Linked DNA regions of Mus musculus: regions 2 and 3 are each linked to region 1. A link is a loop called in an ENCODE intact Hi-C map of the cell type or tissue named here. Cell type or tissue: heart. All regions are shown on one strand.

Evidence for each region. Peaks named below come from ENCODE experiments on the same cell type or tissue, not always from the same donor. Only the 100,000 strongest peaks of a DNase experiment are listed, where the experiment ranks them.
Region 2: it touches region 1 in a loop (5-fold over the local background); 15 of 42 quality-filtered maps call a loop at or near these places.
Region 3: a loop joins it to region 1, with 8 times the contacts of the local background. A loop is called at or near these places in 3 of 42 quality-filtered maps.

What each region holds. Positions count from the first base shown.
Region 1 is chr12:81,911,480-81,919,479 of GRCm38, forward strand. It overlaps Pcnx (pecanex homolog), which reads left to right. Exons shown (of 36, transcript NM_018814.3): 4 at 1,186-1,231; 5 at 1,907-1,996; 6 at 6,186-7,901. Among named protein-coding and RNA genes, the nearest start is that of Pcnx, 55 kb to the left of the region's middle. In heart, no CTCF peak of the experiment used is centred here; a DNase peak (open chromatin) is centred at 4,262.
Region 2 is chr12:81,856,176-81,864,175 of GRCm38, forward strand. It overlaps Pcnx (pecanex homolog), which reads left to right and starts at 3,855. Exons shown (of 36, transcript NM_018814.3): 1 at 3,855-4,349. The coding sequence starts at 4,197. In heart, CTCF peaks have their summits at 3,733, 4,309 and 4,952; DNase peaks (open chromatin) are centred at 706, 3,736, 4,636 and 6,476; H3K4me3 peaks cover 3,954 bases; H3K27ac peaks cover 4,183 bases.
Region 3 is chr12:81,831,744-81,839,743 of GRCm38, forward strand. No RefSeq gene overlaps it. Among named protein-coding and RNA genes, the nearest start is that of Pcnx, 24 kb to the right of the region's middle. In heart, a CTCF peak has its summit at 4,602 (motif pointing right); no DNase peak of the experiment used is centred here.

The sequences.
Region 1 (8,000 bases):
TTTTCCACCCACCTAATGCTGGACTTGCAGGGGGGCGGGGGCATTGTTGTACTGGGTGCTAGAGATCCAGTCAGATCCTCCTGCGTGCAAAGCAAGCGCTTGCTGGCAGCGTTCTCTCCAGCCCCGGAAAGCTTAGTTTTTATTGCTAACATCAAGTTTATAGTTTAACCTGTACATATTTTTGTTTTCTTTTTCACTGACAAATTCTTACACATCACAGCATGCATCTCCAGTGTCTTTACTTTTGAGATAGCAGTTAGTGGCCGTCCTGGTTAATTTAGCCTCCCCTGCTCTGCAAGTGGCACAGTTACCCATCTTCTGAGCTTACTCCTTGAATACTGTGGCTGCAGTGACTATGAAACGGAGGGGCAGGGAGCGTGTAAAGAAAATAAGTACTCTATGATTTAAGTTTTATTTGCGATGCTGAATGTGAGAAACTGTCTTGAGTCCATTTAGACTTACTGGAAGAGTTTCTGCAGCTTGCCAGTTTAGTTGGCAGAATCATGCTGTATTTTGTTTTCTTACTGTATTTGTGGAATTTGTGGTATTTATTTATATGAGTGTGTAAATGATGTGTATACATTTAGGAAAATGCTAGGCCATCTTGAGTATAAACTTTGAAGGCTCAGTTACAATCTCAGTGGGTGCTGAGAGTTCCTTTTTTTAAATTTTTATTATTTTTAAATGTTCTAACCATCAATAAAAAGTTCCTCTTGTCTTAGAACTAAGAATAGTAAGACTTGATGTTGTACTCTGTATTTTTTTCTCCTCAAACTTGGTTGTTTTCTGCCCTAAGAAGTCCTATGTTTTGTTTTTTTCCCACAGACTCAGTGTGTGGCTTTGCTTCTGGTTTATAACACAAACGTGCCATGATATAATGTAAAATAATGATAATAACTCCTCAGTGCAATTTGCTTGAGGTGGCAGGTGTTTGCCCCAGGGCCCCCATCAGTCTTTAGTCCACAGAGGCTCCGTCAGTCGTCTTTGGTACACAGAGGCTCATCAGCAGGAGCCGCAGCAGCTGCGTGCCTCTGAGAGAATGTGCCCAACAGGTGTCTTTAATATCGATGAAAATGACTGATAGCATGCCAGAGAAGATGATTTTGATAGTCTTGTGCTTTGGATTAGTGGTGACTTATGGCTGGTGGGTAAATTCATTTTTTTTTTTCCTTGTCTTGATTTCAGATTGGATCTGGATCCTCTCGACTTGGAACAGCAGCAACTATTAAAGGTACCTTACTGAGCACTGGCTATTCCTCTCTCTGAAAGACAGCCTTCCACTAGAGGGAATTTTTTAAATACGCCAGGGCATAACATGATCTTATTAAATTGTCTGATTTAAATTGTGTTATCATTTCATCATTTAAGTATCTCAAGAATATTTGAACATTTGTATTATTTATAAGTTTTGATTTATTAGAAACATTTTGGCATAGGGGATATGTTTTCCTAAGTATGGGTTCAGCTTGTGAAAAACTAGTTTGCTGTGCCAGTTTTAAATGTGATCATAATTGAAACATTAAAAGAGAATTATTTCCCTAAAATAAATGTATGGTTTTGCTATATAGTGCTGTAGTTTCTAACCTTCATGGGGAAGGACATTTCCCTCGTTTCAGTTTTGTTATAAAGTAGTTGGCATTTCTTTTTAGAATCTGCTTTTTAAAAAAAGCTAACACTAACTCTCCCATATTCTTTGTATTCTGTGTTAGGTGTTATGTTGTTAGGTCACATTGTCATTCTCTCCCATAGTCTGTCCTACTTGGTAAGACAGTCAGAGCATTCAGCACATAGTGAGTAGTTGCTGGTGTCTGACCTGCCTTAGGTGACAGGACCTCCCACTCTCTGTCCCTTCTCTGCTGTGCCTTTGCTTCAGGGTCATGCCTGCATGTGTTTGTCTACATTGTAGGAGACACGGACACTGCTAAGACCTCTGATGACATAAGTTTGAGTCTGGGCCAGAGTTCTAGTCTTTGTAAAGAAGGAAGTGAAGAACAAGGTAAGCATGCTTGCGGTGGCGCTCTCCCACCCCCAACCTTAATTATTTCTTCCTCCTCTTCCTCTTCTTCTTTTAAAATTTATTTATTTTATACATGAGTACACTGTTCCTGTCTTCAGACACACCATAAGAAGACATCAGTTCTCATTACAGATGACTGTGAGCCACCATGTGGTTGCTGGGAATTGAACTCAGGACCTCTGGAAGAGCAGCCAGTGCTTTTAACCGCTGAGCCATCTCTCCAGCGCCCAAACTTCATTTCTCATAGGCATATTCTGTTTATTCTGTAGCTGGTATTTGAAAGTTATCTTGTCATTGTTAAATTGCTTTCGAGGGCCCCTTCCCCCCTCCCCAGGCTTCTAGACAGACTGCGTGGTATGGATTTCATTTTCTTTCTTTGAAATTAAAGGTAAATCAGTTACTTTTCATTTTGCAGTCTTCATTTCTATAATGTGTACCATTATAATGTCTTGACAACCAGGTCATAGTCTTAGAGCACTGAGTCTGCTTGCATTTAGGGGTCATATATCTTTATCTTATTGTATATCTAAAAAGCACTAAGCAAGGGTTTTGTTGTTTGTGTTTTATGATAATCTAGCTGCTTGAGATTTATACACATACAACTCTACCATTGTAGCCAGGTATAGAGGAGCTTAGATAATGTCTGGAATTCACTAGTCTGTTGTCTAGCTTAGGAGTCCACATGCTTATTTTTGCAGAGGCCTAGGTAGCTCTGCAGCTCATCTGTCCCCTCGGTACCCAGCTCTGTTGTTATGGAGGGGAAGGATCTCTAAACTACTTGTGAGTGGACATGGCTGTACCAGACTGCCGTGAGTCCTTTACAAACACGGTCAGCCTGGATTCCACAGTTCTTGCTTGGTTGGTTGTCTTCATGTGCATTTACCCAGCTCTCACTCCAGGCTGTTGGTACATCACAGATGAGCCCGTTATGACTTTAAAAAGAGTTGTAGGAAACTTACCCACACTCATAGCCAAATTCAAACTACTATACTACTTTAAAATAGTGTAAAAAATACTTATTGTTTGTGGATTTGAGTTCGTGGGTGTGAGTGTGAGTATGGGTGGGGGAAAGAGAGAAGGAGAGAGAGAGAGAGAACTGAACTCAAGAATAGCATCCACTGTTAATGCAGGAGCCATCTCTCTGGTCCCTCAAATAGTTTGTAACTTGGCTTTTATCTGTTCTTATTATGTACATGGCACTGTTTTAAATATTGTAAATTAATCAGTGAATAGTTTGTACTCTCTTACGGCTTTCACGGTCTTATTATGGAGTTGTAGTACTGTGAATCAGTTATAAGAGTAAACAGATGGAGACTACGAAAAGTGGTAATCTTAAATAGAGTGGCTTTTTACCTACATCGAAGACCTAAAGAGAGCCCCTTCTCTGCAGGGGCAGCAAATGCAAGAGGTGTGAAGTCCTGAAGAGCACACCTGTCAGGTTTGAAAACCAGCATGTGTGGGTGGTAGAATGTCTCAGAGGGCATTTCTAAAGATACTTGTTCTAATTCCTGGGGAGATGAACTGCCATCGTAGCCCTGACTCTAAGGCTGTATCAAAGGGGTGGATGCTGAAGTTGGGAGGTCGTTTGGATGGCCATTGTAAACATGAGGGTAGTAAGACATGGTCTATTTACATTCTGTGTGTGTGTGTGTGTGTGTGTGTGTGTGTGTGCGCGCGCTAATAAGATGCTGTTAGAGGATTTTAGTAGTGTCCTATAAGATTTTAATAGTACTATTTGGGATGGACAGCAGGAACAATGGGGTGTCCTTTCTAAATTAAAGACAGGAGAGAATGGAGGCTGGGGTGGGACATCCAGTTGGGGCATATTTAGTATGTGCTTCTTTGGGACCTCAGTGCAGTCATGAGAAGAGAGAAGTCAGGTTAGGTGTCTGGGTTTGACATTTAGGAATTGTCAATTTGCAAATACCAAGCAGCCCAGCCAACACATTAAATATGGGGTAAGAGCTATGCATGCAGGCTCATGCCTAGAACTTGGGAGGGTGAGACAGAGGATTGTTATGAGTTCAACGCCAACCTGGGGCAGCAAAGTGGCAAAGTGAGTTCTAAACCACCCTTTATTTATAGAGACCTTTTCCAAACAAAAACAAAAAAACAAAACAAAAACACCACCACCACCAAACAACAGCAAAGCAAGCAAAGTGCAAAAGCACACACTGAGTCGGGTTCTTCTGAAGTTGGTAAACTGATGGGGCAGCTCTGCAAGGTTTGCAGGCACAGGGTTTCCATGGTCCTGGCTGGGCTTTGTCACCACCTAGTGGCAACTGTGTGAGCTGCTGAAATGCTGTTTGGGACTGCCAGTTTTTGAAGTATATAAATGTGTGTGGTAACTTCATTCCTATTATAGTTTTAGGAGAGAGTGTTTGCTTTTACCACTGAGATTCAAGTGAACACCTAACCCTCCTCTGAGTTATAGTTTGTCTATATGGTTACAATAATTAAAGCATAGTTTTCTTTTTGTTGTTTTTTGTATTTATAGCTCAGACTAGCCTCAAATTCATGATCTTGCTACCTCCGTCTCCTAAGTGCTTAGATTACAGGCATGTGTCACCACATCTAAATTAATTTTCTTTTGATGAAGCTAACATCAGGTTCAGGCATCCTTTCCTGTCAAAATGAAGGTTTTAAAAGTCAGCTTTTGTGTAGGTAGATGGACTTTTTATGTCTATTACTTTATGAAGTCTGTATGATAATTTAAGTCAGTAGCTCCTACTGTAAATAAAAGATGAAGGGATGCTCTTATAACATAGAGCAACATGTGTTTTTTTCTTAAGGGGCTTACTTATAATTGCTTCATCAGTAATGAAAGAAAATATAGGATTTTAGCCTGTAATTATTACTATTTTTTGTTAATATTTAACATATTCTCATTGAGGACATGGAACATGCTGTACATGATTTTGGGTTTATTATATTTTCTTCTTTGAGGATTTCATATCCACACGATGTGTTGTGATCACATTAACTCCCACTCCTCCCTCAGCTCTGTCCAGCTCCATCCCCTGCCCCTGCTACTTCATCCCAGCTTTGAGTCTTCAGTTAAGTGTGTGTGTGTGTGTGTGTGTGTGTGTGTGTATGTGTGTACACGTAGTTTGTGCTGTCTTAGTATAATCACAGGTGTGGGTCCATTCAGTGGAGCACCCTCCTAGGGCACCCCTAAAGTGATTCTTCCTCCCCCAGACACACCACCATATGGCACATCCCTCAGAAGTGGGGCCTGTGAGCTCCTGTCATTTTGTGACTACCACAAACTATGAGATACCTTGCATCATGTTGTATTTCGTTTGAGCATTGATCAACACTTTGATTCTGTTGTTTGTTTCTTCCTACTGTAGTTCATAACTTTTTATGTGACTGATCAACACGGTGGTGGTTGTATGTGTATTTGTGTAATGTGGACATACATGTGCTATGATGTGTGTGTGGAGGTCAGAGCACAGCTGTGTGATGTTAGTGTCTCCTTCCCTCTTCAGGCTCCTGGCATATACTCAGGTGGCCAGGATTGCACAGCAAGCCCTTCACCCACTACATCATTTTGGAGCTCCATTCTAGGTTTTTGTTTGTTTGTAAAATAATCTTACTAGTGTTTCCCAAAAATTAAAGTATTTCCTGAGACACAATATTAACAGTTACTATTAATTTTGTTTTTAAAATATATACATATAATTATATATGTGGATATATTCAGCACTTCCTGCTTGCTACTGAACAAGTTTGATCACAAATCTTTTAGATGAAGACACAAAGGCTCCAAATGGTAACCTAAGGTTATCTATTTGGAAGTTAGAAATAGAGCTCGCAGCAGGCTGTGGTGGCACACACCTGAAATTGCAGACTCATGCTGGATCATGAGGACCTGAAGTTCAAGGCTAACCTAGGCTAAATACAGAGATCCTCTTCAAAATCGAGGTGGGGGAAGGAAGAGGAGAGAACACACACACACACACACACACACACAAACTTTTTCTGAAGCCTTTGAAGAGCTCAAATGATTTGACAGTTCCGTTCCTTCCATCAGTTAGAATGGGTCTTTGGGTTGACTGGTTAGCTCTGCTTGAGGTTTGCTCATACTTGACTTACTACTGTATACTGTGAGTTCTTTTCTTTGTTAACCAGTGCAGAAGCTGACATGTATCTGTATTTGGCACAGATTTGGCGACTGATCGCAAGCTCTTCCGCCTGGTCTCCAATGATTCCTTCATTTCTATTCAGCCATCCTTGTCCTCTTGTGGACAGGATTTACCAAGGGACTTCAGTGACAAAGTGAGCCTGCCAAGTCATAGCCAGCACCACCGTGTTGATCAGTCACTGTGCAGTGCCTGTGACACAGAAGTGGCTTCTCTTGTACCTTTACATTCGCACTCTTATAGGAAGGAGCACCGACCACGAGGAGTGCCACGGACTTCCAGCTCTGCCGTGGCTTTTCCTGACGCATCACTGAGTGGCCTCCCTCTTTATCAGCAGCAGCAGAGACGGGGGTTAGACCCTGTTACTGAGTTAGACTCATCTAAGCCTCACTCAGGCACTCGAGAGTCCTCAGCGGGCAAGTCCTGCCCTCCGGCACAGTCTCAGCCTGCTGCTGACAGAAGAAAAAGTAGCTCCCAGCCACCTACAAAGTGTGGGAAGAGCAGGGCGCTGAATGCGGAAAAGAGTGTGGACAGTCTCAGGAGCCTGAGCACGCGGAGTAGCGGGTCCACCGAGAGCTACTGCAGTGGGACCGACAGGGACACCAACAGCACCCTCAGCAGCTATAAAAGTGAGCAGACCAGCTCCACTCACATCGAGAGCATCTTGTCTGAGCATGAGGAATCTCCTAAAGTGGGAGACAAGAGTGCCCGGAAGAGAGAGTGCGGTGCTGACTCAGTGGAAGAGAGGAGCCATCGGGCTGATGACCGAAGGACTAGCAGTGACAAGACTGCCCCAGAGGGAAACACACCTGCTGGGCCTCCCGAGGCTCCAGATGCTCAGGCATCTGAGGAGATGGCTGACCAGGCTGCTCCCAGCAGCTCTGCATCAGAAGATGCCAATAAAAACCCCCATGCAAATGAGTTTACTGTGCCTGGCGACAGGCCGCCTGAGCAGAGTGCAGAGAGCAAAGAGGAGCAGAGCGAGAAGCCCAGCCTGGCCACCGACTCCAGAGTTTGTAAAGACGATGGTGGGAAGCAGAAGGAAGGAGATGTCCGGCCCAAATCCTCCAGCTTAATCCACCGGACAACTTCTGCCCACAAGCCAGGCAGGAGGCGCACAGGAAAGAAACGGGCCAGCAGTTTTGATTCTAGTCGCCATAGGGACTATGTTTCCTTTCGAGGAGTCTCTGGAACCAAGCCGCACAGTGCTGTATTTGGTCATGACGAGGATTCTAGTGATCAAAGCGACTTGAGCAGAGCTCCCAGTATTCATTCGGCTCACCAGTTCAGCAGCGACAGCTCTTCCAGTGCCACGTCTCATTCCTGCCAGTCTCCCGAGGGCAAATACGGTGCCCTCAAGACCAAACATGGCCATAGGGACCGGGGCACAGACTCAGACCACACGCACAGAGCTCATCCAGGCCCTGAGGGAACCACCAAAAAGAGGGCCTCTCGGAGGACTTCCAGCACAAGTAGTGCCAAGACGCGGGCTCGGGTGCTGAGCTTGGATAGTGGCACTGTGGCCTGTTTGAATGACTCAAACAGGCTGCTGGCACCGGACAGTATGAAGCCCTTAACCACTTCAAAGTCAGATCTTGAGGCCAAAGAGGGAGAGGTGCTGGATGAGCTGTCTTTACTGGGCCGGGCTTCCCAGCTAGAGACGGTCACACGCTCCAGGAATAGTTTGCCAAGCCAGGTTGCATTTCCTGAAGGGGAAGAGCAGGATGCAGCCACTGGAGGTGAGTAAGCTACTGCAGCACTGTGGGTTGACCCTGTTGCTCGGAAAGTACAGTTCCTCTGTGTTAGGAAAGCACACGTCTCTCGGTGAACACGGTGGT
Region 2 (8,000 bases), 55 kb before region 1:
AAAAAAATAGATCTGCATTCCTGATTGGAAAGTCCTGACCCTGTGCTTTCTGCAGCCCGTCTACACCGAGTGCATTGATCTTTAACAGCTTTTTGATGGGCACCTGGGGCACACTAAAGAGCACCCTGCCAGCTGGGGCACACTGAGGAGCACCTGGGGCACACCGAGGAGCACCCTGCCAGCTGGGGCACACTGAGGAGCACCCTGCCAGCTGGGGCACACTGAGGAGCACCCTGCCAGCTGGGGCACACTGAGGAGCACTTTGCCATTGAGCATCAAGGAATGTGGTTCACTTGGAGGCACAGAAAGTAGCAGACAATTAAGTGCTAAGTGAGTGGGGAGGGGGGAGGAAGGAGGGGGGTAAAGAGAGGGAGGGGGCAGTCTTTATGGATTTTAGAGGGCTGATAGCTCTAGTGTACATAAGAGCACATAAACAGATTGATAACTGGGTGGGCTGATAAACATACACCTTTATATGCTGATATCTACCAATAAAAAGGGTTTCCTGCTAGGAGCAGGGGCAGGTAAATGAAAGGGACTATTCAGGTTAATAGGGAGCCTTGAAGACTTGGCTAAGGTAGGTTATTGGAGGGAATTAAAAGCTTTTAAGAAGAGTAGATTAGGGAAATTAATTTGCTGGTAGAAGGTACAAAGGTTTTGAAGGGGGAGGGACTGGCGGCAACAGGCTGTTAGGTAAGAGCTGCTGACAGCATCCACCAGCAGGCTTGATTTGGCAACACAATGGGCGTGGACAGGAGAAGGAGCAGGCGTTTAGACCTTAGGAGAGGGTCCAAGTCTGAGCAAGTAAGTAAATGCTCTTTTCATTAAGAGAGAGAAGAGGATCTGGTCTCAGAAGAGACATGGATGTTTTGTTTTTTTGTTTTTTGTTTTTGGCTTTGGGTAGTTGGCACAACACGTGAGCCTTAAAGGGATTGACACCTAATAGACAGGGCTGTATCATGGATGCCTCTGTCACAGGTGGGCTTGGGTAGAGTCATTAGATGGTTTCCACTGCTCAGTTTTTCCCTTTTCAGGAAGGAGAAAGCATCTGCCGTGGGTGCTCCCAGTCCTCAAGGGGTCTGTGAGCCAGTCAGGAAACATCATTTTAATGGGATTAGCTGAAAGATGAGCCCATGTCAGGTGGTGGTTTGGCAGCGTGTCACGGCTGCTAACTCTGACATGTTAAGTATAACATTATTGATGACTTTTGGGCCTGGCTGGGAGTGTTAACATTTAGCAAATTAGATGTCTTCATTTTTTTTGTCTGGCACTCACGTTTTATGAGTATGACACAGGGTGTGACCTGGGCAAACCATTTAACCTCTCTGTGCCCCTGTGGACAGCACAGGAAGCATGTGGGAGCACCTGCAAACATTTTGAAAGCTGCGAGATGAAAAGCCTGTAAGATCTGCCCCTTCCTCCAGGGACTGAGTCAGTCATCTGGGAAGGTCAGTCTTTTCTAGGCCTTCTTTCAACTGCCAGTTAATCTGCATTCTTCTAAAAAGCTTCTACCAGTTCAGGGTGAAAGAGGCAGTTTCTATCTGCCCTCTTTTAACTTTCTGGCCCTGCTGTCCGGCTGCCCCTTTTCACGTAGAGACTATTGCTGTATAGCTCCCTTCTTTAGGTTCTGGGATTAAGCCCAGGAATGTTGGAAGGGAATTAGGGTTTTACATTAACACCCAGGGGCCTCAACATACTGTATCCACACAGTGTGAGAATTTGTCCCAGTTCTAGGCAGTAAGCTACTTTCCCTGTTAAAGTAGCCATCAAATCTGGCCTTGTTCTCTTGGGTCACCAGAATTTGCCCAGCACCTAAACTTAAGGCCATGAATTTAGACCTGGAAAACCTTAGCAGCAAGGTTGGGGCCTTGCAATAAGCAACATATTTTTCTCATTCTTGCCATAACATTTCCTTGAGCTTCCAGGCTGCCTTGCAGCTGTGTCGGCTCCTCACATGTTGGAGATCCCTGCTGCCGGCTGCCTTCCTGGCTTGCTGCGGGTTTGGTTCTATATCCACTACGTACTCTTTTCTGGTCCAGCTGGGTCTGCCTCCCACCCCACGGATGAGTCCAGTGCTAGACCCCATTTCTCCCAGTCGGCCTCGCTGTGACAGTCCATCCTTTCATATTAAACCACAGTGGATATTTGTTGGCATGGAAACTAATGTGCTATTGGAATTTTATCCTGGTTTACATCTTCCTTTGTTTTGGAAAGCTTGGGATCGCTTCCAGTTTCTCAAGAGAGCTTTCCTGTCTCCTTCAGGAGACACAAAAGAAAACTCAACCATCTTGTGCCTGTGAATCAAGCCATTAGGTCACTATTTTAATTATAATATTGTATTACTTAATCTTGATTTTGTTTTTAGTCATACATTTAAAATATATGTTGATGTGAATTTATTTACACCCTTTAAAGTGCTTTGAACTTAGATCACTTTGTGATTATACAACGGAAAGTGGTGTTCTTCCTACCTGAAAGGTTCTTACAATCTCTGGAAGGCTTCTTAAAACTTTTTGGTTTTTCCCTAGTCTCTCACCCAGTTTCCCTAGAGAGATAATGTGAGAATTTCCTTTTCTAAGTCATTCTGAGGTGATGCCCCCATCACCTTTGAGAACAGCTGACTATATCCTTAAGCCTGAAGGTCCTGCCTGAGTTCTAACTCCTACCTGAGTGGATATGAAAGGCTCAGTCCATGCTGCTAGGATGAACGCTGACTTCTGAGCACTCCACAGCTTATTACTTATGAGAACCTGGGCAATCACTCTGAGTGGCAGAGCCCTCACTGGTAAAAATAAGGATAGCCCTGGCTGTGTTAAAGGAGCGTTGTGAAGGTTAAGTGGAGCAGGTGTGAGCATAACCAGCTATACAGTGGCATGATACCCAGAGGCACTGCGATGGGTTTTAACCACTTCTTAAAATGTCACCAACTGCTCTGTCTCACTTGCTTTCCTCATTAATTATAGCAACTTTAATCTGGGAAAACAGAGTACGTTTATTGCTACAATAAACTCAACCTTCAAACCCTTAAAAAAAAAAAGCCATCCAGTGAGATCAGACATACTTCAGAAACATTAGACTGGGCCAAGAATGATTCCCAGTTTTCACAGCTATAAAAAGAGAAGTACAAGACCCCATTCAAAGTTTGGGTGGAGTCAGGAATCTTTCAACTCTGCTGAGATTGGCCCATTGATAAAAATGGTTACTAGTTGCACCACATGAAAAAGAAAAGTTGTGGTGCAAGCATAACTTGGTCATGTCATACTTTTGTATCTCTTGCAGCTTGTATTAATTTACACCTATTTGGAAGCAGTAAAGCTTCTAGTTCTTGACGTCGTCGCCCTTTTTCTCACTCAAGCTGCTTCGGGTCCAAAAAAGGGTAACACAGTTCTTTTCAACTCTGCTTTAATTCTTCCAGTCCTGCAGTGTCAAACTCAGACAGTTTACCCCCAAATGTTTTTTACTTGTTTTGTCTTGGGCAATTGCCACAAACGGCAGCCCCTGCAAGGTCTACGAATTCTGGAAGTCTGGAAGTCCGCTCGACTTTAAAGAGCTTGCAGTGGTCGGTCATGCCCGGTGCAGTGCCATCCGGGTTGCAAACTCGGACCCGACCGGATCCCACCCCACCCCACCCCACCCGACCCCACCCCACCCCACCCGACCCCACCCCCATCCCCACCCCGGCCAGATGCTGCTTCTGCAGGCTTCTCCCAACAGGAGGCGCCCGTGCGACCCAGGCGCTGCGCGTACCCGTGGGGACCGCTCCGCGGGTGGAGGGAGCAGGAGGAGGAGCCGGAGGGGGCGCGGCTTCCTCCGCGTCCTGCCGGGCGCCCGCTCGCCTGCTCCGCCGGGCCGAGGCTGGCGGCCGGCGGGGGTCGCGGCGGCGGAGGCGGCGGCGGCGGCGGCAGCGCTGGCGGACTGGGCTCGGGCTCGGAGCTCGAAGACAAGATGGCGGCGGCGCTCAGGAGCCCGGCCTCCTCCTCCTCCTCGCCGCTCTCCGCCCTGCCGCTCGCCGCCTCCTCCTCCGCCGTCTCCTCCTCCTCCTCCTCGTGCAGCAGCACCAGCGAGCGCCGCGGCGCCGGGCCGCTCTCCCGGAGCTCGGGAGGGGGCTAGACCGGTCCGCGGGCGCGCAGGCGACGAGGCCGAAGCTGGGGCCGGGGCGGGGACGGCGGCGGCGGCGGCGGCGACGCCGGGTGGGGATGGGGTCGCAGACGCTGCAGATCCTCCGGCAGGGGGTGTGGGCCGCGCTCAGCGGCGGCTGGTACTACGACCCGCACCAGGCCACCTTCGTGAACGCGCTCCACCTCTACCTGTGGCTCTTTCTGCTCGGCCTGCCCTTCACGCTTTACATGGTGAGTGGGGGCGGGGACGGGGACCCGCAGCGGACGCTCGGCTGTGATCCTCGGGGGCCCGGGGGTCGCGCCCCTGTCCTCCCCGCGTCCCGCGGTCCCGGCGGCGGGCGGACGCTCCCCTCCCCCGCTGGCTCCGCTCCGGGCCCCGGGTTTCCCGTGTTTTCAGCACCTCCCTTCCCGCCGGTCCCCGGCCGGGTCCCGCTTTCCTAGCGCCTCTCGTGCGGGTCTGCGTAACTGGCGCCCCGAGGCCTTCCATCGGGGGTCCCCGGTCGTTCCCCGGGCCTCGGACTATCTACCTCCCGCTCCCCGGGGGCATCCCCGCCCGCACCTCGGCCCCCGGCTGTGTGCGGAGCCCGGGGGAGGCCGTGCGCGCTCCGGCAGAAACGGAGTCGCAGGGTGTCCCGGCTCGTACTCGCTTCCCGTGCTGGGGGAAACCCCCAGCGGGCTCGCGCCTCCGCAAACCGCTGATCGGTTGAGTGCGGGTTCCATTCGGTTCAGCCCCGCGGCGAGGGACCGCGGTGTTGTCAGGCTAGCGCTGCCGGCAGGGAGCGGGGAGATACGAGAGCCTGGCTGGCGTTTGTTTGCGTTGGTTCAAGGCCTTTGACTGGCTGGGAAAAGGAGAGTGCCGCCGCCTGTTGCTTGGTGCTCTCGGTCCAGTTTCTCTGAAGTGTTTTTGGTGTTCCCAGACGGTTTCCTTCTATAGCCAAGGCTGGCCTGAGAGTCACTGTGCAGTCCAGGCCTCAGGAGTGTTTTTAGAGGATGTTTTCCTGAAAGATGTTTGCACATTTCTTAAAAATAAAAAATAAAATAAAAGCACAATTTTAGGTGGCACATTTGAGAAAACAAAGCTTTCAAATTTTAAAGTGATTGGAAGGAAGGATATTAACTTTTATTTTCAGGGAATTTCTGCTAACTTCATGGTTCTTCAGAGGGCTAGAACAAAGGTGCTGGGTTACTAAGTCCCCGAATGGAGAGTATGAGAAGTACCGCGAGTTAGGGCAGCCTATTTGCCTCTTTTCTCAGTATCACTAAGGCAGGAACATGCCTTGGGGGATGGCGAGTGTGTGTGTGTGTGTGTGTGTGTGTGTGCTCGCGCTAAATGTCACATTGTCAAGCAGATTCTGATTTCTAATAGGAATGTGTTCGAAGGGACTTACCCCAGCTTAAAGGAGCTGTTTATTACAGGACTTGGTCTTGTCAGATTCTGAAAATTTATCATTAAATGTTATAATTTCTGTTCATTGTGGCCGATCGGGTTCACTCTGCATCAGCATCCCTTCCAGGAGTGCGATGTCCTTAATGAGCAGCTCTGTGGCTGTGGTGGTGAGGCGGCCCTTCAAGCTCACTCGCTTTCAGAGCTGCCCTCCCGGGTGTCCAGACAGGTTGTACATTAAAGGCAAAATGATCGTTGGGAGGTCAGGATTTGTTGCTGTGCTGTGTAAGGTTTGGGTCTAAGCCTCTTTGTGGAATTAACACCACTGAGGACTTCAGAGGAAGCGGAAAGCCATATATTGAATTACCCGGGAGTTTATTCAGTTAAGCTCGATTCTCAGGTATTTGAGTGTCCGCTGTGCACTAGGTACTTTGCCAGGTTCTGGGAAAATAAAAGTGCTTCACTTCAACGAATGGCAGCTCCACTCTTCCTGAAGCTTTAAAAGCTCTCATAGGCTTCTCTTTCTCCTCACTCCCAGTCCACGCACAAAGCTAGTGAGTTCTGTCTTTAAAATCTGACAGGAGTCCATCATCCCCCAGTCAGGCCTGGTTCAAGCAGCTCTGCCCTGCTGGGTACTTGTCTGGGGTGGGGGTGCGGGCTGGCAGGGGGTGTGTGATGGCATTTGTATCAAGGCTTGCTGTTTCTGCTCTTGCTTCCCTACACACAGATCAGGATTCTTTGAGGTCCTGTGACCCTTGTGCGTAGACCAGCTTCCCCTCTGCCCTTGCTCTGCCCCTTTCTATACTCAGTTCGACTGCTTGCAGTCTACCCAGCAGCTGACATGTCGTCACTGTGCCCTGGGCTGGGTGTGCTTGCCCTTCCTACTCTGTCAGGGGCCTCTCCCTTCCAGATGATTGTGTGGCCTGCCTTTGGTTAGGTTATTTCGGGTTTCTGGCGTGTGAGACTTTCCCTGATAAGTAACATAGCAGCCTCTGACCTCTTCTGCCCGCTTTCTGAACAGCGGTTTCTGCTGGCTGAGGCACACACTCACTTGCTGGTTCTGTCACCCTGTTGCACCGAGGAAAGCTAATAATAGACTTGAAGCTCTGACCAGGCAGGGGTTTCTCTCTGTTCATTGCTGTACTCTTAAGGATGTAGAGCAGTGCCAGACTGACACACAGTAATGAGACGTTAGACATATGACTGGCAATGGATCCGATTCACTTTTTTCTGTCAGGGAACTTAGGAGTCTAGGCTGGGATAAGCAGCAGCAAGCTTAGAACTGTAGGGACGATGAATGATCAGAGGTCGTGGTCTGGAACTTAGCACAGAGGAGTGTAGCAGTTTAGGAAACAAGCTAGTGCTATAGTAGTGAGGTCAATAGTGTGACATATATATCCAGATCAAAGCAGAAGCTCACCTTCTGTATTAAAATCTCACCCATGGTTAGTATTCATGTGTTCTTCCAATAGTAGCTGCAGGTGACGGTGACTTTACTGAGTTTGTGTATAGGTTCTTAGCCCAGCTAAGTGTCCCCGTTGTGACTTGTTTTATTACCTTAGGCAGATACATGAACTGGGTTTTATATATGACTTTTTGAAGCCAAAATCACCATTCAGGATCCCCTTAGGCATGGATATACTCACACACACTCCCACTCCCACACACACACACACTCTCTGTCTCCCAGCTTTTATAGGTCATTCAGAGGGGTAAGATATAGATTCTGCTATTATTGTTCTAGATAGGGAAAACCAAGAAGAAAAGCTTCCCTCTTCACTGATTATCTTGTTTTCCTTGTTAACTCCATTTATATCATTCTAATTGTTAATGTACATGACTTAGCATGGGTGAGAACTTTGGGATAGGGTAGCTTTTTCTTTTCTGGTTTTTTGGATGAAAAGTTCACTGGTGTGCCTATTACCTTGATTTTTGAATATTGGCTTTGCTGTTGATTTGCAAGATCACCTTCCTGAACCTTGGTTTGCTCATGTATAACGTATTTCATGAGTATTTTGCAAGGAAATAATTATAAAATAGGCTATTCACTTTCAGAGTAGCCTTCAGTGAATGGCGTTCCAAAGACTGTCTAATTAGAATTTTTCTCTACAATGCTGCATGCCTAGAAGAGATTAGACAGTGCTGAATTTATTGAAGGCAACCATTATTCTAACACATTGCTTCATATACAGTCTTTGTCTATGAAGAGTTACATGTCTAGATGATGAAATTCATTAAAATGTATTTACATTAAGATAGACTGAGTGCAAACTGTTTATTTAGCACACATGAGACTCTGGTTGCAAATCTGGGCACCTGTCTTTCTCCAGTTTGTTTAAGTAAGAGGTTCTCAGACCCTACTGGACATTAAACATTACTTGACAGTGTTAAAAATGTGTCCATGTACAAACTTGTTCAGGTTCAGAACATCTGGAGTGCGGTTCACTCATTTGTATACTGCATGCTAGGTGAGTTCAGAGAACTAGATCAGTGTACCC
Region 3 (8,000 bases), 80 kb before region 1:
AATCACAGCAAAATAAGTGAGTCTTTAAAAGGCAAAAATCACATATCTTCTCTGGATGTGGAGCCCAGATTTAAAAAAAAAAACAAAAAAAAAAACCTAAGATGATGTAAAAGGGGGAATATTTAGGAATAGAAGAGGGATCAGCGGGAGGCAGGGTGGAACAAGGAAGGGTAATGGGAGGGTGAATGTGACCAAAATATAGGCATGGGTAGAAATGTCATGATAAAAACAATTATTTTGTGCTATTAATACAAACAGATAAAAGATGAATGGGAAAACAAAGAAAAAGCCACAGGGCTCCAGTAGAAGAGGAGGAAAAAAACTATTAGCCTGATCACTAGTAGAAGCCTTCCAAACCCAGGAGGCTTTCCCGGGGATGAAGACAGCACTGCAACTAACACAGCAGAGAGCTAGAAAGGCCACTGGCTCTTGTGATTTGGGAGGAACCAATCACTTTCTGTAGGATTAGAGCCCTGTGCCACAGAAGGAATTTGATACCCATTACTGTAAGCTTGACAGAAGCCAGCAGCTGCGAGACTGTAGATGTAGAAGGGGACCCAGTATAGTTGTTTTGCTAGATGGCCATGCTCTCTGTTCTATTTAGGGTTTCTACTGCAGTGATAAAACACTATGCCCAAAAAGCAACAAAGGGGTTGATTTTATCTTAAAACTCTCAAGTCATGTTTGTTCCCCAAGGGAAGCAAGGACAAGGAATCAAGGGAGGAGCCTAGAGGCAGGAACTCAAACAGAAGCTACGGAGTGACGGTGCTTGCAGGCTTGCTCCCATGGGCGACTAAGCCTCCTTCCAGCTGCTCAGGAGTAGCACCAGCCCCAGTGGACTGACCTCTCCCACATCACACATTAGTCAAGAAAATGTCCTATGAACTTGCATACAGGCAATATGATAGAGGCATTTTCTCAGTTAAAGTTCCCTCTTCCCAGACAACTCTAACTTGGGTCAAATTGACAAAGCAAACAAGCAAACAATGACAATAACTGGGAAACGGCCAAACTGCCTTCTCAATATTTAATTTTAAACCTACAGCTTTGTGCTGCTTACAACCATGCCCAGAGAAGCTCGATTTTTACAATAGGTAATGGTTAAGGCCTCAGAGACCCATAAGTCATCAATACTGGGAATAAGGGACGGAATACTCAGCTCTAAATAGGACATCTGTATCAAACCCTTCCCTGAAGCCAAGGGAATATCAAGGAAGATGGGTAGAAGAAAAAAAGTGTAAGAAAGGACTAGGAGATGGGAAGGAAGGTCATGCTATCTTATGGGCTTGGCATGGACACTGTACTCATGAACTCCTAGCAGCTATGACTGTCTGCATGAGACAGGTGGAAGATCGAACCAGTCTGTATCCTCACATGGACAGATAAGGCCTCATGTGGCCCTACCTGTAGCTAAAGAGCTATTAGCAGTTGATGGCTGCTGGGTCATGTCACTGGTAGGTTGTCCATGTCCCAGTGAATGACCGCATACCCATGTACATATAGGCACACAGGCAGCACTAATTTGGACTCAGTGGTTAAAAAAAAAAAAAAGAGGAAGGAGAGGAGATGAAATTAGGAGGGGGAAGTGTCCATTGTATGCTTGCTAGATTTTGGGCTGTTTGTGTGTGTGTGTGTGTGTGTGTGTGTGTGTGTGTTTGGTTTTTGGGTTTTGGTGGGGTTTTTTTGTTTTTTGTTTTTTGGTTTGGTTTTTTTTTGCTGGTTTGTTGGGGTTTTTTGTTTTTATTTTTGGTTTTGTTTTGTTTTGGTTTTGTTTTGTCAGCTTAACAAGCTAGAGTCACTTTGGAAGAGGGACTTTAATTGATATATTTTCTCCATCAGATCCCCTATAGGCAAGATTGTGTGGCATTCAAATAAATAAAAAATACATACGCGGAAAGGACACTGGATATGCCAAACCCCGGCTTTCTGTATTTAAGCCAATGGATATATTTATGATGGTAGCTAGTTTTCAGATTATACTGGATTATCTATCGCTTACCTATGTTTTCAGGTGTTCTACTGATAAAGTGTGCGTACAAACAGCCCGATAGGATCCCCAGCTTGGATCACTTGCTCCGACTATCCTTCCTCCCTGTGCTTATGACAGCTACTCTCCTGAATGATTCAGCCTTCTCTTGCCATGGTTCCCTGACTGTCAAAGCCTAGATAGCAATTCAGTGCCTATGACCTCCTGTCCAGCCACCCAGCCAGCTGATGATGGGTCAATGGATTCATGTCAAGCCCTTAATGAGAGGAAACCATTTTGTTTGAAAGTGTAAGGTTCTCAAAGGAGGGGGGTGGGGAGGAGAAACCATCCAAATTCAAAACACATATAGCTCTGAGAGGAGAGAGAAATATGCACATTTTTCTCTGTGATGAAATGCATGGCGTGATTGTCACTAGGATGAAGCACCACAGGAGAACAAAGCATGAGGTCACTTGGAAAGATTAAGGCCATTTCTGTACAGAAGATGGATTTTGAAACCCCTCTCTCGGATGTTGTAGAACCATTGCAGAGAAATGGGAGAATTAACATTCTTAGCAGAGCAGGGCAGAAGCTAAGGCTGAGCAAAATATCACCAAGAGTGGAAGAGTTTTTTGGCTGGAAATTAGGGCTGGAATTTGAAAGGGTCATAGAAGCCAGATGGGGAGGGGGATGGTTATAATTGCAGGTCAAAGCATCACTCTGAGATGCAGGATAGGTCTGGACAACCAGGTAGTTTTGAGAGAAAGAGAAGCATAAAAAGAGAACACAGCAGGAGCAGAGAAGCACCTGGAGCAGGGGGTCTGCAACCATGAGCAAGGGCGGGAGATGCATATAACCCTCAATTTGAGGTAGGTAGGTCTAGAAAGAGAGCCAACACACACACACCACGGTGGGGAGGAGACAGACAGACAGACAGACAGACACACAGACACCTCAGCTCATCTGTTTGCACATACAGCCTCCAGCTGTTTGAGGCGACTAGAACGGTGGTTTGCAACCTGTGGGTCGAGACCCTTCTGGCCATTGAGGTAACCTAAGATCATCAGAAAACACAGATATTTGCATTACGATTCATAACAGTAGCAAAAGTATAGTAAGGAAGTAGCAACAAAAATAATTTTATGGTTGGGGGTCACCACAACATGAGGGACTACATGAGGAAGACTGGGAACCACTGCACAGATTGTTTAAGATATGAGGGTTGGCTGGGTGGAAGGAGGTCACCGTGAACTCTGCTGCACATTCCCGGCCATATGGACCCTACTCTCACCATGAGCCCAAATCACCTTTTACCTCTTTAGCTGCCTCTGCCAATGATGTCATCACAGCCCTGAGCCCAGCAGTTGCTGCAGATGGTTAATTTTAGGTTCCACATAACTAGGCTAAGAAATATCAGGAATCTCTCTGTTAAGGGTACAGTTGTCGAGGTGTCTCCAGAGGAGATTAGCATGTGAGTTTGAATAGTCAAGGAGGGGAGGACAGATAGACAGTGTAGGTAGACACATGGAGAGCAAACACTGAAAGTAAGCTGGTACCTTACCCAAATGCCTGCGACCCGCTCATCTCTGCTTTGGCCATTAGAACCCAAGCTTGCCATCCTTTGGGCTTCAGTGCTTATTCTTGAGGACCCTTCTGCAGATACTTTAGACTTCAACCTTTAGGCTTCAAACCAAGAGTTACACTTTCCCTTTCCCTTCTTTGGATACTTTTGGGCTTGAACTGAGCCACACTACCAGCATGCCAGGGAGTAAGCCTTCAGGACCTCTCAGCCACCCTAACTGCACTAGCCAATTCCCTAATAAGCTTCCTTTCAAAACATCTACCCGTGTAACCTTGACTAGAGCAGGCCTTCTCAGACTCTGGAATCTCTAGGCTATGCCTTGCTGGTTAGAAGCAGATACTTTGTCGTTCTTTTTTTTTTTTTTTTTTTGAGACATAATTTCTCTGTGTAGCCTTAGCTGGTCTGGAACTCACTCTGTAGACCAGGCTGGCCTCAAACTCACAGAGATCCACCGGCCTCTGCCTCCCGAGTGCTGGGATTAAAGGCGTGCACCGCTGTCACCCAGATGGCATTGATACTCCTGTGGGCAGGGAGACTGGGAAACTTGTGCCTCAGAACAAGGTGAGTGCTACATGTATCCAGGAGCCAGACAGGTGGGTAGTGCAGTCCTGGGAAGGGCAGGAGAGAAGATCACTCAAAAGCTGACTGGGCAGTGGCCTGGAAGGCCTACTACAAAAAAGCATCGAGAGGAAAATGATAGGGACAACAGAGAGGAACACAGGCCTCAGAGTCAAGGAGCCTCAAGTTGAATCCAAGGCTCTTTTATCTGCTGTGTAAGCTTGGGCAAGCCACTTAACCTCTCTGGGCCCTCAGTTTTCCATGACTAAAAAGGAGCATAATGTCTCTTTCCTGGAGTTATTACAAGGACTTAAATAATGCATGAGCAGTGCCTGGCACTTGGGGACATTCCGTAAAGGAGAACTGCTGTCATTACCCACATCATCTTTGTCATTTGTATTGAGCCATAGAGATCACCGCACTGGTTCAGGGAGAGAGAGAGACGATGATGATGAAGAAGCCACAGGAACATTGCTGAGAACAGGGAAGCCAGGAGGGGGAGCTGGACCTCTCCAGAAAGGATCATAGATGCCATTGCATAAGTCATTTGGAATTGTCAGCCTCAGTGCCTATTCTCATCCTTGGTGACACAAATACCCGTGTCACTGCCTTCTCCAACATTAAAACAAAACAAACAAGCGAGACAAAAAATGGAATCTCAGGTTTCTGCGAAACCAGCCACATGGCTCGACCGCCCCAGCTTATCCCTTCATCTTTTCTATGGGGAAGCTGTCATTGGAGAGCAGGGACACATACCACCTGCCCCAAGCTTTACAATCTTCTCTGTGGTCTGAGGACAGAACTCATTAGCTAAGTGGGGTCAAGCCCAGTAGAGTTAATGCTGACAGGCGACATGGGGGTGCGGGGTATGGGTGCTTCTGAGGGCCATGCATGACTGACCCTGTCTGGTGTAAGGGATGACTTCTGAGGGCTAGTACTCTAAGGTCACAACCTTCTATGGTCCCTGAGGAGTCAATATCAGTATGTCCCCAGATGAGGGGGCTGACTACCAGTTTCCAATTGGTATAGCTGGCCTACTCCTTTAATGTTTAATTGACCTTGTTATTAGTGCCCAATCCAATAATATCCACGTGCATTGTTATCTCCGTTAGTAATATCCACATGATATTAAGCCTTCACTCAGTCAGTGCTAGGCTAATGATAAGTTAAAAGCTGCTCTGTTGAGCCCATCCCCCAATCCTTTGCAGTCAGTATTGCTTGCTCTGTTTTAGTAGAAGCTCAGCGAGGCCCAGCGATTTGTCTCGAGTCACACAGCTGATAAAACCTGGGTGTGAGGCTTGGGTCCTACTGAATCAAGAGCTTCGGAGGTGACTTAGACGCTTACTGCTTTTCCTGAGCGTTAACACGGTACGCAGGCCACCAGGAACTCTCTTAGCATGAAGGCTTTGATTCAGTCCCTCCAGATGCACCATTTCTAATGATTCACTGAGCCTGGTGGATGCCGATGACCCCATGGCCCATACTTTGAGTAGCAAGGGGCCTGCCTGGTAGGTTTCGTCCACAGTAATTGGTAGGCTTCTCTTTAAAGAATGGTTTGGTCTTTTAGACAAAAGGGCTTTCTGTAAACCACTTATGGTGTGTAGGAATGCAGTTCAGTCGTAGGGTACTTGGACCCCAAGCACAGAGAAAGAAAAAGGAGATGGAGGAGGGAGAGGAGGGAGAGGAGGAAGGGGGGGAGGAGGAGAAGAAGGCATTTATAAATCGTGAATTCTAGTTCCGCACTGAGTAACAAATCACCACACATTTAGCACCTTCAATAACACCCATGTATTTTTCTCACAGTTTTTCCACAAAAACCATGGCAACCCAGAGACCTAGCTCTCTGCTCCATGTTCGTCACAAAGGTTGAATGAAAGTGTGTGTCAGCCAGTCTCTCTCTCTCTCTCTTCCTCTCTCTCTCTCTTTCTCTCTCTCTTTCTCGCTCTGTGTGTGTGTGTGTGTGTGTGTGTGTGTGTGTGTGTGTGTTACACAGTCTCAGACTGGCCTCAAACTCAGGAGCGTCCCACCTCTACCTCCCAGGTGATAGAAATACAGGTATGTGTGTCGACCTCTTTGGCTGTGCTCTTTCTGGAACCTTTGTCCAAATTTCTTCAGACTGCCCCAAATTTAACTCCAAGCTAGTGTCAAAGTGTACTTCCTGGCCGACACTCCACCATGGAGTACCCATTCTTAGCTCTGTTTCTTGTCTTGTTTCTTCTAGCTTTGATATAGAGACTCTTTCTTCTGTTGAGTTCCTCTCTTGGTTAGGTCAAGTCCATCCAGTCTCCCCATGTTAACAGATGTGAGAGCTCATTTATACCGCAAGTGTCTTCTCGACAGATGCCACAGTGGTTTTTGACTGAAAACTTACAAGAGATTCCTGAGCTGCCAGGCAAGGTATCTCAGCCTCTCCCAGAATTCTGCCTACACCAAGCATTCTGCTTTTCTCAGCTGAGCTGTTATCCACGGATCGGTATTGTTAGAGTTGTAGAAACTGAGACTATCGGCTGACCCGCTTCTGTTTTCACATACACTCATTTGCTGTAAGCCAAGCCTTCAGTGTACAATTTACCAGCCGTGGTTTCAAAATAAAACCAGACTGTCAATTTCCAGCAAATCCAGCTGTGCATCCTTTTCTTGTTGGTTGTATAAATTGAAAGTGTAAAACTGCAACTGATCCATAGGTCATCTGGGGCTCTTCAGGGAATCATTCGCTAGGTCCTTGGAAAGAGTGTCCAGATGCAGGCATGTTCAAATATAGCTAGTTCTTTATATTCACAGATGCTCACAGATCACAGGACCCCACAAACACCGGGGCTTGAGTTCTGAAGAGAGAGAGAGCTTTAGCTACCCTAATGTCAAGTACTGAACTAAGACGAGAAGAATGGGATCCATCTCTTCTGACTTGTAGCCCCTTTTCTTCCAGTGCACCCTGTGGTTATGTGGTTTTTAAAAGAGCCCAGCATTACGCCGGTGGTGGTGGTCTGTGCCTTTAATCTCTGTGAGTTTGAGGCCAGCCTGGTCTACAGAGCAAGTTCTAGGACATCCAGGGCTACACAGAGAAGACCCTGTCTCAAAAAACAAAACAAAACAAAACAAAACAAAAAAACCCAAAACATTAAAAAACAAACAAAAAAAAGAGAGAGAGAAAAAAACCAAGAACAGTAAACAAAAGTCCACTGTAGCTCCTCTAGTCCCTGGATTCCAAAAGAAGTCAGATAAAGAAGTCTGGAAACCTGAGGCAGTGGAGGAGGGGAGGCATTCCCAGGAACTTTTATATTTGGGGAGAATTCTTTTCTGCCCAGTAAGAGCCAAGGGAGAATCAATACACCCTCCCTACTGCTGCTGGGTTTCAGAAGGGAGGTAATGTTAGTCCACTTACACTGTAGCAGACTGTGTTATAAACAACAGAAATGTATCTCTTACGGTTATGGTGGCTGAGACATCTAAGATCAAACTGCCAATAAATACAGCATCTGGCAAGGGTCTAACTCCTGGAAGAACAGACAACTCTTTCCACATGCCCAAAGGGCAGCGGAACTGGCTGGGTCTTTTTCATACGGGCATTAATCTTGTGAAGCACAGCCCCAACCTTATGATCAACATCGCCTCAAAAGGCCAAACTCTGAATACTGTCACATTTAGAATTTGGTTTCAACATATGAATTTGGGGAGACTGGCATCTAGCCCATTGCAGTGGTCCACCAGCTGGTAGACCTAAGTAGGATACAGTAGTGGTTATAGTAGCTCAATATCATTTTCTTTTTCACTTACATTCTCTTCAAAAACTGCTCTTTATTTATTCTTTGATGATTTCATGCATGCCATACATAGGGTAGTATGCCTGGGAAATGCCCCCAATAGGCCTCAGACATTAAAACACTTGGTCCCAAA